Linked DNA regions of Homo sapiens: region 1 is linked to region 2. Evidence: chromatin contacts called from ENCODE POLR2A ChIA-PET data. All regions are on one chromosome and are shown on one strand. The core of a region is the stretch at or near the end of the contact, and the rest is flanking DNA. Distances in the headings are between cores, read along the strand shown.

Evidence for each region. ChIA-PET counts read pairs that join two places held with the same protein, here RNA polymerase II (POLR2A).
Region 1: POLR2A ChIA-PET joins it to region 2 with 13 read pairs in BJ. The contact joins the promoter of MAP3K4-AS1 here to the promoter of MTHFD1L in region 2. POLR2A ChIA-PET finds 5 or more read pairs at or near these places in 2 of 52 experiments (BJ and activated naive CD8-positive, alpha-beta T cell).

Annotation. Positions count from the first base shown.
Region 1 is chr6:160,988,268-160,995,506 of GRCh38, reverse strand. MAP3K4-AS1 (MAP3K4 antisense RNA 1) reads left to right here and starts at 3,165. Exons shown (of 1, transcript NR_174962.1): 1 at 3,165-5,189. It overlaps MAP3K4 (mitogen-activated protein kinase kinase kinase 4), which reads right to left and starts at 3,738. Exons shown (of 27, transcript NM_005922.4): 1 at 3,424-3,738. The coding sequence starts at 3,575. RefSeq lists silencers at 2,933-3,062, 2,976-3,270, 3,733-4,062 and enhancers at 3,331-4,200, 4,153-4,222, 4,243-4,302.
Region 2 is chr6:150,861,430-150,868,089 of GRCh38, reverse strand. It overlaps MTHFD1L (methylenetetrahydrofolate dehydrogenase (NADP+ dependent) 1 like), which reads right to left and starts at 2,388. Exons shown (of 28, transcript NM_015440.5): 1 at 2,041-2,388. The coding sequence starts at 2,267. RefSeq lists silencers at 1,217-1,366, 1,487-1,686, 1,847-2,256, 2,317-2,546.

The DNA.
Region 1 (7,239 bases), core at 1,916-4,415, about 10 Mb before region 2:
AAGCACACACTAGGCAGATGTGCTGGGCTGGCTGCACCTGCCACGATGGCACACTTGCTGCACAGCTTTGGAGGCCAACATGTACAGGCCTGAATTCTACAAAAGGCCTGTGCATTAACACAACCTTCCTAATCAATGACACACAGACATAAAGTATGTGACAAAGATGGCAAACAGAGTTTTATTCTAGTCTGTGGCAAAACCAGTTAACCTGGTAGCATAAATTATCACATTATTGGTTTCCAATGTATTAAAAGGTGGCATTTCACACATTTTCAACAAACATAAGAAAAAATGCTCAACATCACTAATTATCAGGGAAATGCAAATTAAAACCACAATGAGATACCACCTTACTCCTGCAAGAATGGCCATAATTTAAAAATAATAATTAAAAAAATAGACAATGGCATGGATGTGGTGAGAAGGGAACTCTTATACACTGCTGGTGGGAATGTAAACTAGTACAACTACTGTGGAAAACAATATGGAGATTCCTTAAAAAACTGGCCAGGCGCAGTGGCTCACGCCTGTAATCCCAACACTTTGGGAGGCCAAGATGGGCGGATCACGAGGTCAGGAGTTCAAGACAAGCCTGACCAACTTGGTGAAACCTTGTCTCTACTAAAAATACAAAAATGAGCTGGACCTGGTGGCAGGCACCTATAATCCCAGCTACCCGGGAGGCTGAGGCAGGAGAATTGCTCGAACTCGGGAGGCAGAGGTTGCAGCGAGCTGAGATCACGCCACTGCACTCCAGCCTGGGCAACAGAGAAAGACTCTGTCTCAAAAAAAACTAAAAAAACCTAAAAACTAAAAGTAGAACTACCATTTGATCCAGCAATCCCACTACTGAGTATCTACCCAAAGGAAAACAACTAATCATATGAAAAAGACACATGTACACACGTTTATAGCAGCAATTCGCAATTCACAACTGCAAAAATATGGAACCAACCTAAATGCCCATCAACCAATGAGTGGATAAAGAAAATGTGGCATATATACACCATGGACTACTACTCAGCCATGAAACAACGAAATAATGGCAACTGCAGCAACTTGGATGGAGCTGGAGGCCATTACTCTAAGTGAAGTCACTCAGGAATGGAAAACCAAACATCGTATTCACTTATAAGTGAGAGCTAAGCTAGGAGGATGCAAAGGCGTAAGAATGATATAATGGACTTTGAAGACTCGGGGGAAGGCTCAGAGCGGGGTGAGGAATAGACTACATATTTGGTACAGTGTACATTGCTTGGGTGACAGGTGCACCAAAATCTTAGAAATCACCACTACAGAACTTATCCATGTAACCAAAAAACACCTGTACCCCAAAAACTATTGAAAATAAAATAAAAAAGAAAATTGTAAAAAAAAAAAAGAGGTGGCATTTCACACATTTTGAACACGTACACTGAGCTCCTCTAAAATGGTTAAAAAAAAAAGTTCAAATGAACAACTGGATAGACCCCCTACATCTTTTACCAAAGATCTACAGTAATTCTGTCAGAGGTCAGTTCTATGTATTGAAGAGCAGGTGGTGACAACGAGGACATAAAAAAGAGAAAACAACAGCTTTGTCAAGTAATCTGTTTTACAGATTTTTCTATTGTAAAATTAACTGCAATGTTGCTAAGAAAAATATTGAGATCTTCTTGTTCCGTACACTGCTGTTCACTTACAGTTGGATGAAACCCATTATCCTGACCTATTTTTATTATAACACAGACAGAAGCCTGACTGAAAAGTCAAGTTTTTTTTTTTTTTTACCACTGAAGCAGCAGTCATTTTTGCAGCACATTTTCATTTCTCTGCCCTTCTCGCTTTTACCTAAGAATGCTCATGTCCATTTCTTTCCGGAGTAGGGTTATACAGAATTCTAATTTCTGATCCGCCCATTTGGATAATGAATTCTTCATGGTGGTTAAAGACATGGGCTGTGCAGCCAGACCTTTCTTCATTACCAGCTGTGAAACCCTGGACAAGATACTTAAACTGTGTGCCTCAGTTTCCTCATCTGTCAAAAAGAGAGTATAACAGGACCTACCTCATAGAGTTGTTGAAAAGATTAAATGGGTTAATAGAAATAAAGACAATGGCCTATTTTAACCGTTAAGTGTTCACTATTAATTTTAAAGAAAAAGGTATCAAAATTGCTCGAAAACTGATCCGTTAACAAATTTATAATAAACTTTCTGACAAAATTTCTAAAAATACTAGATGTATTCAAAAGGAACCAAAGGAATTCTCATTACACCCTGTACCATTATTCAGAGAAGTTGTTCCTTAGAAGTACCCAGAACTATCTCAGAATTAAAAGAGGCAACTAATTTCTTCACAGCTTATAAAAATAAAACAAATTTGTTTGGGCCAACTGAATGATGACAAGCAAGAATATGGCTCCTGTGTTCAGTTCTAACTACAGTTACAGGTGTGAATTTTCTTTAAGCAGGAAAAAGAGGACACTTTACTGCCTTATTCCTAGAACCATAGAGCAAGACCATAAGATGCCAAGAGGAGCTGCCGAGGTATTTTCATTACAGGGGACAGGGGGCAGCAGTTTGCAAGTTTACTCTGGGATGCAAAGGACAGGGAGTAAGAGGACATTTGAACATACAAACATAGGCACGTAAAAAGAGGGAAATTCTCAGTTATGGTGAGTTTGTTCTCTCAATTAAAAAAAAAATAAAGACATAAAAATAAGTTAATAGAGTATGGAAGAAAAAGCAACAAATGCTTTGGTTACCGAAGTTCCACCTTAGAGCTTCCTGCAGTAGCAAAGTTTTAGACAAATGAATCCTTACTTTTGTGCACGTGTGAGCAACAATCTGCACAATACTAGCACTAAAGGACAGTAAGGGGCCCTCAGAACAGGAAAGCAACGTATCTGTCTGCATAGTCTAAGTGCAATTTCTCACGGAAGAGATGACAGGCATTCTCTGGAGCGGGCAAAAGGAGAGGAGGAGGAGAACGCGGGGAAATAGCCAGTACGCACTCGATTTCCGAATGTCTCTTTTACTCGAATGAGGGCAGAGGGGAGGGACCACTTTCGTTCAGTAATGATGAGAGGCACTTCAGTGAGGCCACTCTTCCGAAGCTAGCGGCAGGGGAGGCAGCCGCACTCTGCTCCCAGCCCCCGCAACGTTGAGGGTGAGCTGGGGGAGTCTACAAGGGAAGGGGAGCCGGCAACACGCTCGAGCGGAACCCTGCGGAGCTGCAACCCCGGGAGGAGTCGCCGGACAGACTCAGACGCGGTCCCCTGGGACCCAGGGATGCACCGCGCCCCTCCCGCCCCAGCCTGCAGAGACTGGATGCTTCCCTCCCCACCTGGCGGGAAGCAGAGGCCCTCGGGCCCGACCGAGTTCGGGCCAGGACCCGCCCCGCTTTCTGCGAGCGACCGACTGCGGCCGCCACACTCACCTCGCCGCCAAGCAGCACTCGGGTTCTGACTCGGTCTCGGGTTCCGGTGGCGGTGGTGGCGGCGGCGGCGGTGGCGGCGGCTCCTCCATGGCGGCGGCAGGCGTGACGGCAAAGGCGGGAGGAGGGACCAGCGCGGCAGCGGCTTCTCTCATCCGTGCACGGAGCCCCGCATGGCCGCGGCGGGCAGTAAGCTGCAGCCTGGCGCGGGGCACCGGAGCCCCGAAGTGCGGGAGTGACTCGACTCCGCCTCCGCCTCTACCCCGCCGCAGGAGCCGTGCGCGCCGCGGCCATCTTGGAAACGGCGACCGGCCGAGCGCCGGGGCTACGGTGGGCGGCGAGGGACAAGCCTCCCAGATCGGCGGCGGTGGCGGCGGCGGCGGCGGGCGCCGGAATGCGACCGGACGGGGGCGGAGACGGCGGCAGGGAGGGGCGGGGAGCGCCGTCAAGTGTCGGCGCGATTCGGTCCTGGAGCCGGGTCTCGCCAGCTCGCCCGGTGTCGCCCCGGCCGGTGGCAGTGGGGGACTGTGGAGCGGAGCCGGGCTGTGCAGCGGGCTGGGAGCTCGAGGCTTCCCAGGCGGTCGTCGGTCTGGGAGGGACGCTGGGTAGGGCCGATGAGCGGGGCGGGCGCGACGCTATGAGCCCGGCCGGAGTCGCCGCCCAGGGACCTGCCACCCGGATCCCACCTTCCAGGAGGACGGACGTCACCCAGACGCTCGCAACTCCGGTCTCTTGACAGCGCAGCCTTCCACAGGCTCGAATTTTTAAGACTTGACATAAAGTCTCCGGAATTCCAGATTATTAAAGTGACCCCCTCATTTCAACCCGGCAAAACTTCTCACCCCAGTGTCATAAGATTCGATAGCGATCTCCCAGAAACTTGGACTGGAATGCTCCTACACTGAGGGGATGGGGGGAAGAAGAAATGCTAAAGATTATTTCAGAGTTACAGAAATCCTGTTGAAATTCCAATGCATCGTTTACTCTTAGCGCTGGGGCTTCACAGTTTTTTTTTAAGTTGGAAATATTTACAAAATTTCCCATAGGGTGAAATCCAGAGTTAATCCAAAACCAGAATCTTTTAAAATTAAGTACATTCAAATGTGCAGATTTCTTAAACCTCATTTAGTTGAGCTTTGATAGGTGAAACGCACGTTTTGAACAACTCTGGTAACAAAGAAAAACATTAAATTGATTATAGGTATGTTATATTTAAAGACCAGTTGTGAAATTAGCTATATTGTGCTCAAAGTATGTTACTGACATTTCTCCGTCGTTAAAAGGAACTGCTCCATTCTAGTTTTTTATAATAGTCTGTATTATGTATATAGCCTGATAGTGCTGAATTTCTGAATTGACCTTCATCTTATTTACTCAATAATATTCATTTGACAAATACTTATTAAGTGCATATATGTGTCAGGAACTGTACTAGATGCTGAGGATATAGCAGTAAGCGCAACAGACCAAGCTAACAGCTTAGTAAAGGGTGAGGTAAAACAAAACAAAAAAGTATTCAAAAAAATAAACTAATTTTTATCTTAATTTAAAAAATTACAAATTTTTAAAAATCACAAATTGGTATCCATGTATAATTCATTTCCGTGCATTTTCTTGTGTGAAGAAAGCTCAGTAAAAGTATTTCTTAGGTTTCTGTAATTCTAGTTCTCTACTCGATTTTCTTCTGCAATTTTCTGAGCCAGAACCCTTCTTAGAAGGCATATTAGAGACTTTAAAAGTTAAATAATAAAATAAATCTCTTCTTTAAACAGCATTGTACTACGTATTCTTTGGTATGACTACCGAATTTAAGCTAGCTGATAATGCAGACACGTGTGTCCAAGTCACAAAACACTTAGCAAATATAATCAGCATGCGGGAGACCTGTGGCTTGTTCTTGTGTTTTAATTTCCACTTGAGGATACTATGTATTTTAGCAGGAACCAAGTAAATTTACACTTACCTAATCAAGTAATGCATCATGTATAGAAACCTAAGTTAACTGGTACTAAATATTCAATATAAGTGTTGTGACTTTTCGCCCCACCCCCATGCTGGGTCCAGGAAAGCTGTTTCTCTGGCTGACAACCCTCTCATCTCACCCCGTGCCCCCACTTTGTCTTCAGGGCTCCCAGTGAGCGCCTCACAGCCCCCAGATTTCTTTTCTGCCTTCTCCACCATAGTGTAAGCTCCTTCAGGAAAGAAGCTGTTCTTCCTTCTTCTGACCTTTGCCTAGGGATCAAATGTCTCTGGTGCCCAACATGGTGTTAGTAGAACTCAGTAAGTATTGTTGCATTAATGAAATAGTTATTTTTTTTAAGTTATTAGATTTTTGTCTCTAAATTTTTATTCTTGTTTAGCACATGGTTGGTCTCATTGTCTCATTACCTTTAATAATGTTCTTTTTTTATTTTGGAGACAGGGTCTTCCTGGGCTCAAGTGATCCTCCCACCTCAGCCTCTGCTGTAGCTGGGACTACAGATGCATACCACCATGTCCAGCTAATTTTAAACATTTTTTTTTTTTTTTTGGTAGAGCTGAGGCCTCACTATGTTGCCCAAGCTAGTCTTGAACTCCTGGCCTCAAGTCTCCCAGAACCCTGGGATTATAGGTGTAAGCCACTGCACCCAGCCTAATCATGTTAAAAACAATGACAACAAAATCTTCAGAGAATTACCTTTCACTCTTTGTCCTCAAGACCGAATCCACATAGCCCTTATGGAATTTCTTTACTTTGAAATGAGTTTAAAAAGCTAAGGTTCTACTGAAGACCTAGTCTAGGTTGAGCTACGTAACATTCAGAACATTGCTTACCATGAGTTTAAAGCCCATTTTTGACATACACAAAACCAGTTACATATTCATATGCATGTTCTTTCTGCTTTGCCAAAAACACTCAAAAACCTTGGACATATGCTACCACTATTATGAAGTCTCAAATTTCCTCTCTATATAGTGTGTATATATATATATGTACATAAATGTAAAGGGCATAATTGTAACACCTTAGCATATTTCAAGGCTAGTATATTAGTCAATTTTATGGATTTTGCCACAGGATTATTTAAAAAAAATTTTTTTATTTTGAGATGGAGTCTTGCTCTGTTGCCCAGGCTGGAGTGCAGTGGCGTGATCTCAGCTCACTGCAACCTCTGCCTCCCAGGTTCAAGCGATTCTCCTGCCTCAGCCTCCTGAGTAGCTGAGATTACAGGCACCTGCCACCACACCTGGCTTTTTGTATTTTTTAGTAGACACAGGGTTTCACCATGTTAGCCAGGATGGTCTCAATAAAATAAGTGATGTGATAAATAGGGTTATGTCTGCTATTAAAAAGAAAAACCTCTAAGGCTATAGTTTTTAAAATTATTATTAGCGTGGTGCTGCATTTTACTTAAAATAAGTTCCTCCCTTCCTTGTGGTATTCCTGAGGGAGCACACCCCTTCATTTCCTTCTGGAAGTGCAGGGAGTTAAAACCAGGAGAGCCCACATTTCTTCATTCCTGTTCTGGTTTCTCAGTTCCCCCCGACCAGATTCCGGTGTGAACATTCAGACAAAAACTTCAGCAGTTCTGGCCCTCTGCTCTCTGGTGGCTCCTCTACAGCTCCGCAGAGGCAGAAAGACAGGCAGCACAAACATGCAATCTGCTCACGACCAGAGGGGCTGATTAATTTTCACTCCAGCACACGCAGAGAAAGGCAGACCCAGTGAAAGAGAGCAATAAAAACCTCACATCCATTGGAGAGGACCTAAACTAAGCACGACACACATTGATTTTTTGTTTCATAATGATACAGTGGCATCTATTTCTATCTACTGGT
Region 2 (6,660 bases), core at 1,139-3,638:
GGTGGGTCACGCCTGTAATCCCAACACTTTGGGAGGCCAAGGCAGTCGGATCACCTGAGGTCAGGAGTTCAAGACCAGCCTGGCCAACATGGTGAGACATCCTGTCTTTACTCAAAATACAAAAATTAGCCGGGCGTGGTGGCGTGCTCCTGTAATCCCAGCTACTCGGGAGGCTGAGGCAGGGGAATCGCCTGAACCTGGGAGGCAGAGGTTGCAGGGAGCCAAGATCGTGCCATTGCACTCCAGCCTGAGTGACAGAGCAAGACTCCGTCTCAAAAAAAAAAAAAAAAAAAAAGAATATGTATGAATAAAACCCACAGATGACCCCAAATCTTGAAGCATTCCTTCTGTAACCATTTCACAAGTGCTTATTACATGCTGGGCACTCTCTCCAGGACCTAGGATATAGCACCGAAGAGACGGCTGTCTCATGAAGCTCATATTCCAGGTGGGTGAGACAGACAAGAAATGAGCAAAGAAGGAAGTTTCAGGTAATAATCAGTTTACCTAGAAAATAAAACAGCATGACGGGAGAAGTTTTTTTGCCGCCTATCCTGGCTTCAGACTCTAACCGGTAAGATGAGTCTCAGCAACGTGCAGGTTAAAACCTAATGACCTGACGTGTAATTAATCCCAGCGCTTTTGGGGGCAGGGATGATGGCTTGCGCCCAGGAGTTCCAGACCAGCCTGGTAACAGAGTGGTGCTCTGTCTCTATGAAAATAAAATAAAATAATCCGGGCATGGTAGCGCACACCTGTGGTCCCAGTTACACTGGAGGCTAAGGCGGGAGAATCGCTTGAGCCCAGGAGGCGGAGGCTGCATTGAGCCGAGATGGCACCACTGAACTCCAGCCTGAGCAACAAAGCGAGACTCCATTTCTAAAAGAAAAAGAAGACAGAGAACAAGAAAAACTAAATAAATGGCCCCTTAAAATCATCCGCCACATAATAAAGAGCCTAGGAAACGTATTTTACTGAGATGGGAGAAGGGGAGTGGGGAGGAAAATGGGAGAGCAGAGGGAGGAAGGAAAGGCAGAGAGAAAGGCAAGCAGGCAATGACTAAGAAAGAAGGCTAGAAGGAAAGGGAAGAGGATGTGAATGGAGGAGGTGGTCCGCTGGCCGGGGAAACCGCATCCTGGAACTCGTTCCTAATCCCAGTTCCGAGGGAGGCGGAAGGGGCTTTCTTGCCACCCCCAAGTTGTCCCGAAGGGCTCGCCCTGCAAGGCCCGAGACCCGTGCGCCCCTCTGGGCGAGGGCGGGGAAGGCTGGAGCCCAGGGGCGGGGACCGGGACGGGAAAGGCCGGGCCCGGGGCTCCCAGTTCGCTCTGGGCCCGCAGAAAACCCTGCAAACCCAGCTGCGCGGGGACTCCGTGGGCGCTGCGCGGCGAAGCTGGAAACCAGCGCTGAGACCTCTCGGATTCCCCCCGGCGGCTGTCCCGGGGGCCCGGCTCCACCTTTGCCGTTCCGGGAAAAGCGGACGTCAGCCACAGACCCCAGCCCAGCAGGAGGGGCCGCGCGCGGGGAAGGGCGCACAACACCAGGGAGCTTCGCGCGGGCGGCGCTGGGCCCGAGCCCGCCTCTCCCGAGCTCCGCTTGCCCTTCCCGAACCCCGGGCCAGCCGGCGCGCCGAGCCGCAGCCCCGCCCTCCTCCTGCTCCTCGCCCCCTCCCCTGGTTTCCGCCCCAGCCGCACCGCCCCTTTACCGTCTGGGTCGCGCCCGGCGCGATTGCATCAGAGCCGGCGGCCGGCTGCGCACGTGGAGCCGGGCGTGCGGTCCATGCCGCTAGGCGCCCATTGGAGATGCCCACGCCCACCTGCGCTGCGGGCCCGGTCGGGTACTGGATCCCCCGTTCTCCGCCAGCGCTCCCGGCCGCAGTGCCCAAGCCCGCGTTTCCCGACACACCGCCCGGCCCCCCTAATGAGTTGGCACCAAACACTCGCAGCCCCGCGCCCCGCTCCCCACGGCGGTCCCGGGCGCTCCGCCCCTGGGTCGGGGCCACAGCCGCTGGAGACCTGGGCCAGGGCCAGACCCGACACTCACCTGACGATGGAGTCCCGCGCCGCGGGCGTTCGGCCGCCGGGGCTGCAGCTGCTCCGGGCCTGGCCATCCTGCGGCCGCCGCTGTCCAAGCAGGCCCTCCCGGCCACCGCCGCCGCCTCCGCCGCCGCCGCTGCTAGCGCGACAGGGCACACGGAGGCGGCGCGGAGGGCCCGGGGGCTGGGGCGGGCGGCGGAGCTGGCGCAGGACGAGCGGCAGACGCGTGCCCATGGCGCGGGACGGCTGGTTCTCAGGGGACACGGAGCTGCGGCTGCCGAGGGCGGCGGGGCGCGTGCCAGGGGAGCAGGCGGCGGCGGCGGCGGCGGCGGCGGGAAGGACCTGGCGCTTCCTCCTCGTCCCAGGGGCCCCTAGGGGGCACTGCACCCGGCGGCCGTGACGTGCGGAGGGCGGGGGCCTGCGAGCCGCCGGCCGGGATGTCACGGCTTTGGGCACTTTGGTTTGGTAAGCTGTACCAGACAGAGGGTGGGGTGCGGAGTGGGACTCAGACTCTGCCCTGAGACTCAGCCTCCCTCCCTTCAGCCTGAAAGGCCGAGGTGACCCTTGGTACTCAGGGCGCCAAGTTTAGACGGGAGGGCTTGGATTTGCTGTACTGGAGGTGGCCTGAGGATAAGAGGCTTTGTAACCTTAGGCAGGGGCACTTAATCTCGGTGAGCTTGCGGGGTCTTCGTCAGTACCACAGAGATAACAATGCTCTTCTTAAAACCTTAAAAGGATTTTATAGTCCTGATTGGTTCCAGGGCCCCTCCAGGGGACCCACGTCCACAAATGCTCAAGTCCTTGGTAAAAAAAAAAAAAAAAAAAAGTGTTTGCATATCACCTACACACATCTTCCCATCATAAACTTTAGGTCATCTCCACATTCCCTAAGTCCTCACCTAACATCGTGGAGGGGTTCTTGGAAACTGAAACTTTAAGCCAAATGACTGTAAGGAAAACAGTTTGACCACAGGCTAATTGATATGAGTGAAGTTCCTACAACATATCTGTGGTCACAAAATCGCCCCTAAACTTCGAAATAAAGACCAAAACACTTCTAATATTAAACATTGAAATAAGTGTGAGCCATGCATATATTTAAGGAAGATTTTTAGCTCACGCCTATAATCCCAACACTTTGGGAGGCTGAGGTGGGCAGATCACGTGAGGCCAGAAGTTCAAGACCAGCTTGGCCAACATGGCGAAACCCCATCTCTACTAAAAATACAGAAAATTGGCTGGGTGTGGTGGCGCGTGCCTGTATTCTCAGCTACTCGGGAGGCTGAGGCAGGAGAATCGCTTGAACCCAGGAGCCAGAGGTTGCAGTGAGCCGAGATCATGTCACTGTACTCTAGCCTGGGCGACAGAGCACAGCTCTGTCTCAAAGAAAAAGTTTTTTTTAAACACCCCCTATCCCTCTCGCTTAGAGAAAAATAAAGATTAATAAAAGTGAGATCATTTTTACCGGCTTATTCCAACTCAGGGCACCTCACAGGGTGTGCTCACACACACCCACACTCACACTCGGATCGTGTAGATGCACCAATTTACCTAAAGTGCACTGCACGGCTTTGGGATGTGACAGGACACCAGAAGACAGAGAAAATCCACACAGACATGGATAAAACGTGACAGTGGACCCAGCCAGAAATCTATTTTTTTCTCATCATTATAAGAAAACCACTGAGCAAAATGATGAAATGATGTTATTCCAGGACCTGCTGTACTTATAATACCTAATACAATGTAAATGCTATGTAAATAGATATTACACTGTACTTTTTTATTTCTATGATTTTTTATTATTTTTTGTTATTGTAATTTTTTCAAATACTTTCAGTCCCAGGTTGATTGAGGATACAGAGGGCTGACCATAAGTTCCAAGTAAAGTGGATATCAGATTGTAATTTTATGATTCCCAAGTGAGGGTCAGATTGTTAACTTTATATTTTTACAACCTTATACCCTTATAATTCCCAGATAAGGTGGGAATAAAACTAGTCCAAGTTACAGAGATTGGTTTTCCATTAGCCGAGCACCATACTGGGACAGTGCTGGAAGGACCCTTCATACAATCCTAACAAAAGTAGGGAATTGAGAGCTATTGTCTTGACCTTCAACCTTTGGAAACTGGGGTCCAGAGAGGCCCATCTGTTTACTGGCAGAGCTGGGAGATTGAGGCTGCAATGAGCTGTGAGCGTGTCACTGCACTCCAACCTGGGCAACAGAGTGAGACCCTGTCTCAAAAAAAAAAAAAAAAAAAAAAAAAGGCTTCCTGAAGAAAGTGAAAGAGGTGGCAGCTGGAGGCAAGACCTTAGCAGTTGAGCTAAGGGAAGGTCAGCTAAGGGAAGGAAATGAGCTAAGGGAAGGTCAGTGTTGGAAAAGTGGGAATGTTGGAAATGAAGGAACAACATGAGCAAAAGTCTGGAGTAGAAGAGAGCATGATGAATTTGAGATACTGAGAGCTGTTCAGTCGAGTGGGGAGGGCAGGGGAAAATGAGTAGCAATGGCAAGTAAGAAGAGCTGGGCAGGGCCACGTTGTGGCAGGTCACGAAACCATTGCATTGCATTTTTTTTTTTTTTTTGAGATGGAATCTAGCTTTATTGCCCAGGCTGGAGTGCAGTGGCGCAATCTTGTCTCACTGCAGCCTCCACTCCCAGGTTCAAGCAATTCTCCTGCCTCAGCCTCCCAAGTAGCAGGGATTACAGCCAACCACCATGCCTGGCTAATTTTGTGTTTTTGGCAGAGACAGGGTTTCGCCATCTTGGCCAAGCTGCTCTCAAATTCCTGACCTCAGGTGATTTGCCCTCCTCGGCCTCCTCCCAAAGTGTTGGGATTACAGGAGTGAGCCTCTGCGCCCAGCCCATTGCATTGCATTTTGAAAGCAGTGGAAAACAACTGAAGGATTTAGAATTAGGAGAGTGGCAATCTCAGATGTGTGTTGTAGAAGGATCACAGCAGCGACAGCGTAGACAATAGAAAGTGAAGGCAGCAGACAAATCCGAAGACTGTTTCAGTAACAGGAGAAGAAACGAGAAGTTCCTGAGTATATCCTTGACCAATGGATTGGTGAAAAGTGGATGGATTCATGAGATAAGTAAGAGGAACCATTGGTAGCCTTTAGGATTTGATTGATTTAGAGGGTATATGGAAGGAAGTTGTCAAGGATGAAGCCCCACTTTCTGGCTTGAAGTATAGGTGGTGCTATTCCTAGAGGAAGACCAGAGGAGAGAAGCAACAGGCTTAGCCCTATCAAGATTGGCATGCCTATGGGATATCAGAGTGGAGATGTGGAGTAGGATGTTGGATCCATGGATGTATAGCTCAGGAGAAAGTTCAAAAATGGAGATACAGATTTGATAACCATGGTTATGGGTAAGATCACCGAGAGAGTGTATAGAAGACAGGAGGACCTACAATAGCACCAAAAAACACAAACAAGAAAGAAGCAGAGGAAGACAATGCCACAAAAGAGACTACGGAGGGAAAAACAGTAGGAGAAAAAATTAGAAAGTGGGCCGGGTGCGATGGCTCACACCTGTAATCCCAACACTTTGGGAGGCCAAGGTGGGGAGATCACCTGAGGTCGGGAGTTCGAGACCAGCCTGACCAACATGTGAAGGGGGCCTGCCCCTCCACACCTGTGGGTATTTCTCGTCAGGTGGAGACGAGAGACTGAGAAAAGAAATAAGACACAGAGACAAAGTACAGAGAAAGGACAGTGGGCCCAGGAGACCGGTGCTCAACATGTGAGGACCTGCACCGGTGCTAGTCTCTGAGTTCCCTCAGTATTTATTGATCACTATTTTTACTATCTTGGTGAGGGGAGTGTGGCAGGGCAACAGGGTGATGTGGAGAAGGTCAGAGGGGAAACATGTGAGCAAAGGAATCTGTATCATGAATAAGTCCAAGGAAAAGTACTGTGCCTGGATGTGCATGTAGGCTAGATGTATGTTTCCCTTTACACAAACATCTCAGTGTAGCAAAGAGTAACAGAGCAGTATTGCTGCCAGCATATCTTGCCTCCAGCCACAGGGTGGTTTTCTCCTATCTCATGATCAGCTTTACCCTGAGACATTTCATTCCCAGGGACGTGCAGGAGACAGAAAACTTCCCCTTATCTCAACCGCAAAGAGGCCTCCCTCTTTCACTACTCCTCAGCACAGACCCTTCATGGGTGTCGGGCTGGGGGATGTAAGGTCTTTCCTTTCCCATGAGGCCATATCTCAGGCTGTCTCAGTGGGGGAAACCTTGGACAATACCCAAGCTTTCTTGGGCAGAGGTCCCTGCGCCTTTCCGCAGTGCATTGTGTCCCTGGTTAATAGAGAATGGAGAATGGCGATGACTTTTACCAGGCATACTGCCTGCAAACACATTGTTAACAAGGCACAGCCTGCACAGCCCTAAATCCATTAAACCTTGATTTGATACAGCACGTTTCTGCGAGCACATGGTTGGGGCTAAAGTTACAGATTAACAGCATCTCAAAGCAGAACAATATTTCTTAGTACAGATCAAAATGGAATTTCTTATGTCTTCCTTTTCTGCATAGACACAGTAACAATCTGATCTCTCTTTCTTTTCCCCACATTCTCCCTTTTGTTTTTGACAAAACTGCCATCGTCA